Regions from separate parts of the Homo sapiens genome. Here region 1 is linked to region 2. Evidence: chromatin contacts called from ENCODE Hi-C or POLR2A ChIA-PET data. All regions are on one chromosome and are shown on one strand. Each heading gives the region's core, a stretch centred on a gene start or an enhancer-like site at or near the end of the contact. The rest is flanking DNA. Distances are from core to core; before and after follow the strand shown.

Region 1 (6,923 bases), core at 2,525-5,024, 610 kb before region 2:
TTTTAGTAGAGACGGGTGGCGTTTCACCGCGTTAGCCAGGATGGTCTCGATCACCTGACCTCGTGATCTGCCTGCCTCGGCCTCCTAAAGTGCTGGGATTACAGACGTGAGCCACCACGCCCGGCGTTGTTGTTTTTTTGAGACAGGGTCTCACTCTGTTGCCCAGGCTGGAATGCAGTGGTGCAATCACAGCTCACTGCAGCCCCAACCTCCCAGGTTCAGGTGATTCTCCCACCTTCCCAAGTAGCTGGGACTACAGGCATGTGCCAGAATACCCGGCCAATTTTTTGTAGAGACAGGGTTTCCCCATGTTGCCCAGGCTAGTCTCGAACTCCTGGGCTCAAACAGTCCACCCACCTCGGCCTCCCAAAGTGTTGGATTTACAGGCGTGAGCCCCTGTGCTCAGCCTGGTTGTGCCATTTTTTGAAAAGCAAATTTCATCCTTTTGGACACATACATGACACTTACCGCACCCTCACTCCCCCCAGTTATGCTTTCTAAAAACTTCTGTCAAGGTAAAGATTGAAAACATGTTCATCTTTTGTGTGCACTGTTTATGAATAGTAGCTGAATAGCCCCTCCGCAAGGAGGATGCAGCCCCTTCCATAAAGGATGCTGTTGTGGCTCCATGTCTGCTTAGCCCGAGTGTGGGCGCCCAGCTGTGTGCCCAGCTCTGTGCCAGCTGCCCGGGGCAGGCCTCTAGAGCAGTTGCGGTTAGCTCCCACAGTGATTGAGCACAGGCTGGGTGAGTTAGTACAGATGTCATTTTCTGTATTAGAAAATTAATGTCAAATCTGCTAAGAAAATAGGCTGTTTTTGGTCTCTATCCAGATTTACAACATAAAGAGGGTATAATTTTCCATCTTCAGAGGGGCTTGATGTATTTTGCTCAATGATTTCCTTTCTTTTCCCAGAGCTATTCAGGGATTAAAATACTTGGCTAGATCCTGTCAGGTGAGGAGTGAATGACTCCTCAGGTGTCAGTGCGGCATTTTCTGCAAGTTCATTTTTACTTTCAGGACATCACATTGCCACTCAGTGGAAAGCGTCCACGTAGTAGAATGTTGTATGTCTTGGAAGTATCAGCGCCCAGCTCACACCTGGTAGTACATTCATCGAGAAGGGACTAGCCCAATGTGGGGTGTAAAAAATGCACCAGGTTCTTGAAGTTATCTGAGAAGGTTCTTTCAAGTTGGTGTTTCTTGGGCTGATCATCTGCCATTTCTGTTCTTTCCCTTTACCAGGATTGACGTGTCTCAGAATGACCTTCCTTGGGAATTTATGGTCGATCGTCTTCCTACTGTCTTGTTTTTTCCCTGCAACAGGTAATGCCAAATTTTTGTCACTGGTGGGCAGTTGGGATTCTTTTGTGGAGGTCTGAAAATGAAATGGGTTTAAGATGTAAATCATTCATTATGTTCAAAAAATGTTCCCTTAGGAACCAGGCGTGGTGGCTCATGCCTGTAATCCCAGCACTTTGGGAGGCTGAGGCAGGCAGATTGCTTGAGCTCAAGAGGTTGAGACCAGCCTGGCCGACATGGTGAAACCCCATCAGTACAAAAAATACAAAAATTAGCCAGGCATGGTGACATATGCTTGTAATCCCAGCTACTCTGAGGCTGAGGCACGAGAATCTCTTGAACCTGGGATGCGGAGGTTGCAGTGAGCCAAGATCACACCACTGCACTCCAACCTGGGTGACAGAGCGAGGCTCTGCCTCAAAAAAAAAAAAAAAAAAAAAGTGTCCTTAGGGACATAAAAGGGTTGTAGTGTCAGGATGTTATGTGTGGTATGGATCTTTTAAAGGTTGTTTTTCCCAGTCTATCTCTTACCCGAGCTTGAATGTGGCCGTGAGAATTCTTAGCTTTCATGGCCTGTATGAACATATGGAGGACGCAGAGACTGACAGGATTCTTCTGTTGCCCTGGCTGGAGTGCAGTGGTGCAATGTTTGTGTGGGGCAAAACAGCAGAGAATCTGTGGAGCCCTGCCTGCCCCAAGCCTTCCACTTGCTTGTCTCTCAGTTGGCCTCCCAGCAGCTCCTCATCCCTCTCGTACAGAGGACAGGGTGGCTTTCTTACCCATGGCACGTCCTTTTCTCGGATTCCAGGAGGCCTACAAAGGGGTTTTCTCCCATGCGTGCAGACTGCTGTGAACGTCCGCCATGGGATGGTCGCTTGATTTTTTCACACTTGCCTAATCAGTATTCCAGGTGCAGTTCTTAACGGCAACTACCCCGGAAGCCCCTGCAAGCAGGACATTAACAAGGGGGAGCGGACTTCCAGTTAGTAAACGTAGATGCAGATGTTTTAGTGGAAAAAGAAATTAACTCTTGGTCCTTTAGAGCCTAATACACTGGATGTTTGCTCCCTTTTTATAGATTCCCTTTGGTTTTTAGAAAGTTGAGTCCTTTTGGGGACCCACTCACATGACTTTGACAGTATCTTCTCTCCAGGGGAAAGTGTCTGCAGCATCATTTAGGGAGTTCCCTGGCTCGCATGTATGACGTTTGCTGTTTTAATTTCCTGCCTCCCTTTTGCGATTCAGCTTGTCATGTTTCTCTAGGAGAGTGTTTCCTTCATATCTATTGAATCATTCCCTTGGTTTTTGCTTTGTATCTCAAAGAATTTTTGCGGGAGTACTTCTGTGGTAGTAGGGTCTTGTCACATCATGCACTAAAAACAGAATGTGACTCACCCTTTTCTACTGCTGACTGAGTTGTGATGAGGCTTTTTCTTTCTAAGAAGTGTTTAAATTACCACATAGTCCAGGAATCACGGACAGTAACACTAACACTTTCATCTGTGTGGGCCAGGAGTTGGGCATGTAGTTTAATGACGTATAATTTTTGAATTCCAAGCATAGTTTGAAAAAATATGAAAATCTTAGCACCCAGCACATGCCTTTTAATGAAGAAGTTCTCAGCAGCTGGCAGAAATGCATCTGTGTAGAGAGACACAGGCGGAACAGGTGGCAGGGTGGGGCGTCATCTGGAGGCCTGCGTCTGGGCTGAGTGACCTTCGTTCTTAGGCTGCCTGGTGTGGGAAACGTGAAGATGTGCGCATTTCTCCGGCCCCATGCTGGGCACTTGCTGCAGGCCCTTACCCTTGTCGTTTCTAAATATCGAACATAAGAAGACTGTCCACTTCTCTTTTAATGTAAGGATGTTGGTAAACCAAAGCTTTATGGCTTTGGAATGGAATTTTTCTCATTTCCTAAAAATAAATGGTAGAAGTAAAGTATGCTCATCATGAGCTGGTCCCAAGCGAGTGTTTGGTTTAGCCAGAAGGTAAATGGGCAAGCAGCGTGAGCTGACAGCTTGCAAAAGAGGAAATGAAAAAGGCTGTTGGATAACATGTAGTAAGACCTTTTTCATTGTCCACCTGCTTATGCTATTTTTAGTGAAAAGAATATGAAATTGTATATTTACTGTGATAAAATATAAACTTGTGCATGTGCTAGGTGGAGATGTTCACAGAGGGGAAAATGTTGAGGTGTTAACATTGATGACTTCAGAGGAGTGAGATTGCAAGTGATTTGAAGGTGCTGCTTGTATGTTTTTACATCCCTTGCAAATTGTCTACAAAGAGCATGTCTTGATTTATAAAAATCATGAAGGAAAAAAATGCAAGAGCCTGTCCTTGGGAGGAAGAGGAAGGGGTGGGGCCTTGAGGGAGACATAGCCTTCCTGTGCAGAGGCATCTTGGAGCCACTTGCTCCACCGAGCAGGTGCTCCTCCAGCCAGCACTTGCGTCAGACTCTGTGTGACATTGCAAAATATAGGTGCTCTGGCCTGGCCCTGGGCCAGGGTGATGAGGGGGAGATGGGTGCTCCTGTCCACCAAGAGACTCTGATGTGTCCCAGGGGAAGAATCACAGTTTTTTAGAGGTGTGCCCTGCCACTCCCTCAGGGTTAGAGGAGAGTTGCATAGACATGGGGACCTCTTCCCACCATAGTTTCACATGACTGCTTTCCTGGAAGTAGACTGTTGACATTCTCTGTCCCTGCTACTTTCACAAAGTGTGGCAGTATTTTAGTGTGCCCATTAGGGACATTGATGGAGAGTGCACCAAGACCTCTTAGTTAGCAGATAGCATGCTCACGGATGTCACTGTCCTGTAAATGTCTGGAGGTAGACATCCTGAGGGATCTTGGCAGCTTTTTCTGGGAAGTAATTCACGTTTACTCTGCCTTACAAGACCAGGCTTGTGCCGCAGAACGTGGGGGCAGGTCCAGCGTCTGGTATTCTTCCATGGGCCCACTTGACAGGGCCACGATGTGTTTTCAGTTGTTGTGGGGTTTTTTGGTTTTCTGTTTTTGAGACAAGGTCTGACTCTGTTGCCCAGGCTGGAGTGCAGTGGTGCAATTACGGCTCACTGCAGTCTTGAACTCCTGGACTCAAGTGATCCTCCCACCTCAGGCTCCTAAGTAGCTGGATCTACAGGTGTGTGCCACCTTGCCTGGCTAATTTTTTTATCTTACTTTTTATACAGATGAGGCCTTACTATATTGTCCAGGCTGGTCTCAAACTCCTGGCCTCAAGCGATCCTCCCACCTCAGCCTCCCAAAGCACTGGGATTACAGGCACACAGCACCACACCCAGCTTTGTCATTTGAATGGCTGGGCCCCACTTGAAGAAAGCTTATATGTTAAGAAAACTAAGCTTTAAAGGAGGGGATGGTTGAATGTTTACCCCAAAATTATAAAACAATTTACGGCCGGGTCCAGTGGCCCTGGGCAGCCAGGCTCTGGAGTCCCTGCTGTTGACTTCCATTCTGTTAACACCTGAGGGAGACAAACTCGGCTGCCGGCCCACCTCATACCTAAGTGCATAAAGCTGGTAGTTTTGATCAATTGCAGCCAGGCTGTACAGGCACAGGTAAATAGATATGTGAGAGAAACATCATCAGACGATTAAATGACAAGTTCTGAAGAGGAATTTTCTAGATCTCTAGATCAGGACCTGGAACAAAGCTGTAGGGAAAACCCCTTTCTATGTCACCTTCCTTCCTTATTCTGTGCTCTCAGGGCTGGGCAGCCTGAATTCATAGTCCTTTGGTTGGGCTGTTTGCCAGTTATCAGGTTGCCAGGTGTGAGCCAGATGTACCTGGGGAATGGGGGTACAGTCACCCCCAGTTGAGAACCCCTGCCTTAGAGAATGTGTAATAAATGCTTGCTGAAGAAACAGACTGGGTATCTTTCAAGTTCTTCCTTTTTCTCCGGGCACTGTCAGTGGGCACAAGAGGGACATAGGTGGGACACTCCTGCCTCCCCTGGACGCTCTTCCTGACACAGCCGCTGGGCATCTCCGAGCACACAGAGGCCCCATGCCTACACACTCCTGGGGCCCTGCATCACTGGCTTTAGGCCTGGGCCTAGGAGCTCTTGTCTTTCTTGGAGGGTGTGGGTGAAGCTGAGCTCTGGCTTCAGGAACAGATAAGCCATCTTAATTACAGAACGAGCATATGGGACAGCCTCAGCTTTGTAGAGAATTTCTTGCCCAGGCAACATTTTCCTTACTTTCAGTAAGTAAAATCCACGGAACGTCTTTTCTTGGTGAGAAGTAGATGGCCTGGCCTCAGGTACAGCCTGCTTTTGGACTCATTGTGTTGGTGTGACTCCTGTCTTTGCTTCCTTTCCCTCTCTCTCCAGAAAGGACCTAAGTGTGAAATACCCCGAAGACGTCCCCATCACCCTTCCAAACCTGTTGAGGTTCATTTTGCATCACTCAGACCCTGCTTCCAGCCCCCAGAATGTGGCTAACTCTCCTACCAAGGAGTGTCTTCAGAGCGAGGCAGTCTTACAGCGGGGGCACATCTCCCACTTGGAGAGAGAGATCCAGAAACTGAGAGCAGAAATAAGCAGCCTCCAGCGAGCACAAGTGCAGGTGGAGTCCCAGCTCTCCAGTGCCCGCAGAGATGAGCACCGGCTGCGGCAGCAGCAGCGGGCCCTGGAAGAGCAGCACAGCCTGCTCCACGCACACAGTGAGCAGCTGCAGGCCCTCTATGAGCAGAAGACACGTGAGCTGCAGGAGCTGGCCCGCAAGCTGCAGGAGCTGGCCGATGCCTCAGAAAACCTCCTTACCGAGAACACGTGGCTCAAGATCCTGGTGGCGACCATGGAGAGGAAACTGGAGGGCAGGGATGGAGCTGAAAGCCTGGCGGCCCAGAGAGAGGTCCACCCCAAGCAGCCTGAGCCCTCAGCCACCCCCCAGCTCCCTGGCAGCTCCCCTCCACCTGCCAATGTCAGCGCCACACTGGTGTCTGAAAGGAATAAGGAGAACAGGACAGACTAACTTTTTAAATGATATGAAGAAATCAGAGGTGAAAATTGTACATTGGGAATATATTTATGCAAATTTTATTGAAATTTATTGTAAATAAAGATTTTCTCAGTGGTCTAGAAAATCAGCTTGAATGTCATTCAGCATTTATTGAAGAAGGATGACATCCCTTCCACTTATTGCACAAACTTGGTAGCTTTGAGACAAATACAGTAGCACAGTCCGTTTGAAGATTTGTCCAAAAAATTAGTCCATATTTTAGTGGCTCAGTGTCAAGAGTTCCCTCCCTGTGCCCCCACTGTTGCTTCTGCAGTGATACGAAGGATGAATGCTTAATTTCTTATTAGTCAGAAAACTTGAATGCAACAGTTGGGCATTCAAAAATAATCCAGAGAGGTCATAACCTACTTAGCCATTTGAGTGTGGCTCTGGTGTCTGCTAAAAAAAGTAGCTATTGAAAAAACAGTGAGAGCTATGATGTGGTTCACTCATTCTAGAAGCATTTTCATTTTCCTCCCGAAAACCCCCCCAGTGCCTCACCGAGCCCCGGACCTTCACCCAACACGGCTGCCACGCTCAAATGGGCCTGATTCAAACTCCCAGGTACGTCCCTGGCACCAGGGAGTAGGATAAGAAAACC
Region 2 (6,021 bases), core at 1,645-4,144:
AACCTTGTATAAAAAATGGTGGCATCCCAGTCAGTCCAAAGGCTGGAGGGAAGATGGGATGAGAACTTTTGGCTCTTAATTATTAGCAAATGACTAAAAAGTTGTGAGGACTGGGGGAGGCCAGCTCAGCCCCAACAACTTCTGAGCCTCCATGGTCTGGCTGGCTGACTCTGGCCTGGACAGTCTCTACTCCTAAGGCATTTTTATGACTGCCTGAAACAAAACAGGCCATTTCCAAGACTGGCACTGGTTCAGAACAACCACAAGAGATAGGGATGGCTGGAGTTTCAGTGCTGCAGGGAGTTTCAAGTTCTGCAAGGGAATCTCCTGCCTAGCCCATGCAAGTGATTATACACAAGGCCAAGCACAGAATGGGTTCAGCTACCTTCTGAGCACACATGTAGCTGTGTGTGGGGCTGCAGGGCTGCAGGGCTGGGGAGCATCCAGGAGGCCCAACCTATTACGCAGGCCCTTCCTCTCAAGACAGGTGCCCAAGGCTCGAGAGGGCAAGTGATTTGTCTTCAAGTCAGGTAGAGGCACACTGTATGCAAGCTTAACTTCCACAAACTCAACTACACGGATGCAGGAAAGTGGAGAGGAGAGGGAGAGAAGCGTAAACAGCTTAAATACCACAGGCCTCTCGGGCTGCCAGACCCATGAGGGAACCTTAGGGGCAGATGGGAATCTGCCTCCCTCATGGGCTTGGCTCTTCCTGCCTATCCCTTGAGCGCCCCTCAAAGTGCCCAGCATGATTCTCCCTGGTAAAGAAACCAGGATTTCATCTGACATGGCCAACCTCTTCCTCTAAAACCTGCTCAACGACGGGGTCTACTGCAGCCCTGCAGTTCAGACTGGCTGTGCCGGACCCACTCCTCATTGAGAAATGTCATTCACCCATGAGGGATCTGTGAGGGTGACTGGGACGGCAGGTGGTTTCCACCTGAGAAACTGACTTTGGAACTTAGAGAGATGTGACTGCTGTACCATGCTACCAAAGCCAGCCTTCCTGATGGCCTCTGGCTGATTAGCAGGTGGGCAAGGAGAGTTCCTAGAGGGAACTAGAATTCATGGAAAGCAGCAAAGCAGACACTGAGTGCTGAGTTCCAGAACATTCCTCACTCTGTCTAATCCCATGGTTCTCAACACTGGCTATGCAATGGAATCCTTTAGGGAGCATTTGAAAATATAGATGTCAGGGCCCCACCCCGGAGCCAGTGACTCAGAACCTTCTGGAGTGAGGTCTGGGTACAGATTGTTTTCAAAGTCCTGCTGGGCCAGAAACCACAGGGCCTTCGCACCACCCACCCTCACGCTTGGTCACAGCTCTGTCCTGGCCTGGCCTAGGAGCAAATCAGATGCCCCTAGAGCGGTTCCCCTGTGGCAAACACATTTTCACTTCTATTTTCAGGCAGGTCAAAGTAAAAATGAAAATTTATGCTTTTACATGTCCCAAGCTCAGTATTCTGTACATTTCTCTAAACACACACACACACACACACACACACACACACACACACACACACACGTTTTTTTTTGTAGAGATGGAGTTTCACCATGTTGGCCAGGCTAGTCATAACTCCTAGCCTCAAGTGATCCGCCTGCCTCAGCCTCCCAAAGTGCTGGGATTACCGGCATGAGCCACCGCGCCTAGCCATATTCTGTACATTTCTTAAAAGTTTAGAAGTATGAACAACATTTGACATTCATTTGAAAAATCTGTCCAGGCCGCCTGCAGCACCACGCATTGTGCTGGTCACCAGCAATACAGAGACCCCTCACACCCTCCACCAGAGTTCTTAAGTCTTAAATCAGGATTTTGCTCTTTTTGTTTTTGACAGGGTCTCACGTTGTCCCCTAGGCTGAAGTGCAGTGGCTCGATCACAGCTCACTACAGCCTCAATCTCCCCAGGTTTCAAGTGATCCTCCCGCCTCAACCTCCCAAGTAGCTGAAACTACAGGCACACGCCACTACGCCTGGCTAATGTTTTTTCTTTTCTTTCTTTTTTTTTTTTTTTTTTGAGACAGAGTCTCACTCTGTCACCCAGGCTGGAGTGCAGTGGCACAATCTTGGCTCACTGTAACCTCCACCTCCCTGGTTCAAGCAATTCCCCTGCCTCAGTCTCCGGTGTAACTGGGATTACAGGCGCATGCCACCACATCCGGCTAATTTTTTTGTATTTTTAGGAGAGACAGGGTTTCACCATGTCAATCAGATTGGTCTCCAACTCCTGACTTCAGGCAATCCGCTCGCCTCAGCCTCCCAAAGTGCTGGGATTACAGGAATGAGCCACCACGCCCGACCTTTTTAGTAGAGAAAAGGTCTCTCCATGTTGCCTCGGCTGGTCTTGAACTCCTAGGCTCAAGTGATCCTCCCGCCTCAGCCTCCCAAAGTCCTGGGATTACAGGCCTAAGCCACTGTGCCCGGCCCTGCTCTTTGTTTTTAAATAGATTCTAATGATCAGTCCTTGTGATTTCAGGTGCTTCCTAAGCCTCAACTTTAACGGGGATTTAGGATTCAAGGTCACAATACTTTTCAGCGTTTCTGCCTAATCTGAATAGAACCCATCTCCCTCCTACAAGAGGGTGGGAGGAAGTGCTGCTCCATTCTTCGATTCCTGATCTCCCCAGCAGGCCCTGGGGTGGGCTGGAGAGTGTGCATTGGCTGAGGGCAGGGTGGACCTGGTCAGTGGCTGGGCCAGACTCTGGGGCAATTGGCAGGCCAGCTTCCTGGGCTGGGAGAGGTGATGTATAGGAGAGATGGCCTTCTCCTGACTTACACCTTCCTTAAAGGTCGCGCTGTCTGTCACTGGTTCAGAGATTTGTTTTGGGTGTTCTGTGGTTGATCAGATATCAGGGCCAGAAGGCAACCCTCCCCTCCTGAGGCCTGAGCAATCACCGGATCCTGTGTCAAATCTGGTGGCTGGGTTCACTGGGGAAGGTGGGCGTGTGATGCAGGGGAACCCAGCAGCTTCAGGGTGAGGAGCTGTGTGTAGGCGGAGCCCCAGACAGCTCACAGAGTGGGCTGGAGCGAGGGATGTCTTGAAACTCAACGTTAATCCTCAACCCCACTCCCCCCATGAATTCCTGTTTTCTGTGGCGGCTCTTACTGCCCTCCCCTCCCCGTCAGCCAGATGTTGTCAAGGAGGCTGGCTTTGGCAGCCCTGTGGGGCAGAGTGGGGGTTTTGGGGCACCCTGAAGCCGGTGGCCCAAGGGGGAAATCTCTTGAGCTCCGTATGACTGGGCTAGCACAGTGAGGAGCAGATGGGGGGCACACATGGCACAGTGAGCTGACACCACAATGGGAAGCCAGGACCACTGAAGGGTCTGACGTCTATTTAAAAGGATTCTACTGGCTGTTGGTGTGGAAAGGGCAGAGGAGGAAGCTGACCCCCTAGTCCCAGTTTTCTAGAATCCCCACCAGCTGCAGGGGAGCTAAAGGCAGTGAGACGGAGCTGGGTTCTCTATCTATGTGATGCTTAAGCTGGCAGGATTTGCTAAGAGCTTGGTCACAGGGATGAGAAGAAACAAGGATATTCCAAGGTTTGGCTGAATAACTAGAGTGATCATTTCTTGACAGAGGAGTAGTGGGGTTTGGATGAGAAACCCAAAAACCAGCTTCTTTGCCAGCCCTCGTCAACTGGGCTCTATCAAGACGCCAGGCACAGTGCTAAACACTGATAGGCAGCGTCTCATCCTCCTGACATCTCATCCTCCCAAGCACCTCATCCTCCCCCTGGTCAAAAAACATGCCAAGGCCAGGCGCAGGGGCTCACACCTGTAATCCCAGCACTTTGGGAGGCTGAGGCAAGAGGACCGCTTGAGCCCAGGAGTTTGAGACCAGCCAGGGCAACATAGCAAGACTCCATCTCTATAAAACATTTAAAAATTAGCTGGACATGGTAGCACATGCCTGTGGTCCCAGCTACTCTAGAGGCTAAGGTGGGAGGAGCCCTTGAGCCCCCGGGGTTCAAGGTTGCAGAGAGCTATGATTATGCCACGCACTCCAGCCAAAGCAACAAAGTGACACCATGTCTCAAAACACACACACACACACACACACATACACACACACACACAGACACACACACACACACACACACACACACACACAGACATATCCAAGGTCACAGTGCTGGGCTGGGACTCAACCGCCAGCAGGACCCCTGCCCCTCCCTGGAAGCCCTCTGGTGCAGCTGCACCCAGAAGCTGTCCACATCCCAAGGGTTGATGTGCCTCGGAAGTTACTGCTTTTTGAGCAAATCTAAGCCACTAAGTCCCTTCCTTTGTGAGAAATCAAAACCATGGTCCCATTTCCAAATGTGTGGGAAGGACTGGTATTTTGAAAAAGTATTTCAACTGTAGAGTGCCTTCAGCAGAAACAATATAGATATTTTTTCTTGAGATAGGGTCTTGCTCGATTGCCCAGGCCGGAGTGCAGTGGTGCAATCATTACTCACTGCTAATTTTTAAAAAAATTTTTGTAGAGACAGGGTCTCACTATGCTGCCCAGGCTGGTCTCCAACTCCTGGGCTCAAGCAATCCTCCCACCTCAGCCTCCCAAAGTGCTGGGATTATAGGCATGATCCACTGTGCCTGGCTTAAAAACAATAATTTTAATAGGCAAAAAAAGCTCAAACAGTCTCCACTACTCAAATGCCTCATTTCTCTAATGCATAGAATTGAATCTAGAAATCCTGCTTTGTAAAGGAAAAAAGAATAATTTGTGTGTGTGTGTTTTTCAGAAGAACTGTCCTAGAGCCACTTCAATACATCAACAACAAAAGAGGGCACAGTCATTAGGTGACCTTGTGATCTCAGCAGAACATGTCTCTCTAATGTGGCTCAATTATGATTGTAAGTTTATAAAACAGGGAAAGATTACAGGAATATACATTAAACCACATCAATGAATGCCACTGAGGAAAAAAAAATAGGTCCAGCAGACAGGTACCAATCAAATAATCAATACACAGGAAACAGCTACATCACCCTCTCCTTTAAAAGAACCAAATAATACTGCAATTGGATTTACTTAAAAATTTTCCACTTGAACAAAACTGACAGCTCTATTACAATCCCATTTCCAGTCAGTTTATAGGATACAAATTTCATTTCTCCATATTTCTACTTCATTTCTGAAAAGTGGCCAGCAACATTATTCATCAAGTACACAGGGAAGAAGTTTAATTCATAGAGAGGGGAAACATTGTGAATTCCATGTTTTCCATTTCCTTAGAGAATTGGTGGTTTAACTGAAACTTGATTTTTTTCCCAATCTGTCAAGTTCAGGGTGCCTGCCTCAAAGTGGGGTAAGGAAAAAGAAAAAAGAAAAAAAAGAGAAGAAAAGAGGAAGCATTTTAGCCCTTAGAGAGGTTAAATAATTTGGGGTAGCTCAAACGTTGAAATCAAAACAATCTACATTTTTAGAAAATGCCAAGATGGGTTTAAGATACTTGGTATATGTCATTAGAGGGGGACAAAAGTCTGCAGTGGGAACCTGACTATTCAAATGTATGTTAATGATGAACAAACATCATTTTTCTAACTCACAATCCAACTGCCTGAAATTACTCAAGATGAGATTTGGAAATGCTATTTCTATGTTAATGAAAGTCCTTCAGTGTTTATGAATAATTACAGTGACTGCTAAAGCTTTAATCAGTTCAATCCAAGAAGCCTTGAGTGTCTACTATGTGCCAGGCCCTGTGCCAGGCCCTAGGGATATACAGAGCGGTAAGCGCACATCTGAAATGTGCACAAGGCACGTGGAGCAGGAGGAAGGAGGCTGGGAGGGCCATCCAGGCAGGGGCGACAAGGGCAGGCAGGCTGTGTCCAGGAGCCTGTGAGCAGCCTGGGCACTGTGTGGGCAGATGCAGCAAGACATATGGGAGAAGAGGAGTGTCGTGGGTAGCTTGGGCCGCTGCACTGCGAGGATCTGAGAGTTTACAAGCAGGGACATGATGGCGGGTTAGGCGCCTTTTACATACTGGGCATCAGGATGGATGAAGCAGCGTGGCGCAA

What was found. Hi-C counts contacts between places; a loop is a spot of excess contacts on that map. ChIA-PET counts read pairs that join two places held with the same protein, here RNA polymerase II (POLR2A). Pooled maps may share reads with other maps.
Region 1: a pooled map shows a loop between it and region 2 (3-fold over the local background). The contact joins two enhancer-like sites. A Hi-C loop is called at or near these places in 2 of 37 single-sample maps with no recorded cell type and 3 of 50 pooled maps. POLR2A ChIA-PET finds 5 or more read pairs at or near these places in 2 of 52 experiments (Caco-2 and activated T-cell).

The regions. Positions count from the first base shown.
Region 1 is chr16:11,678,567-11,685,489 of GRCh38, reverse strand. It overlaps TXNDC11 (thioredoxin domain containing 11), which reads left to right. Exons shown (of 12, transcript NM_015914.7): 11 at 1,245-1,325; 12 at 5,653-6,407. The coding sequence ends at 6,295. It overlaps SNN (stannin), which reads right to left. Exons shown (of 2, transcript NM_003498.6): 2 at 6,338-6,923. Among named protein-coding and RNA genes, the nearest start is that of SNN, 14 kb to the right of the region's middle. RefSeq lists an enhancer at 3,915-4,271. Within about 2 kb of position 3,774, at least 17 of the 41 ENCODE cell types and tissues checked have a DNase peak (open chromatin) inside an H3K27ac peak, as active enhancers do.
Region 2 is chr16:11,073,469-11,079,489 of GRCh38, reverse strand. The region is part of intron 19 of CLEC16A (C-type lectin domain containing 16A); the gene reads right to left. Among named protein-coding and RNA genes, the nearest start is that of CLEC16A, 130 kb to the right of the region's middle. Within about 2 kb of position 2,894, at least 3 of the 41 ENCODE cell types and tissues checked have a DNase peak (open chromatin) inside an H3K27ac peak, as active enhancers do.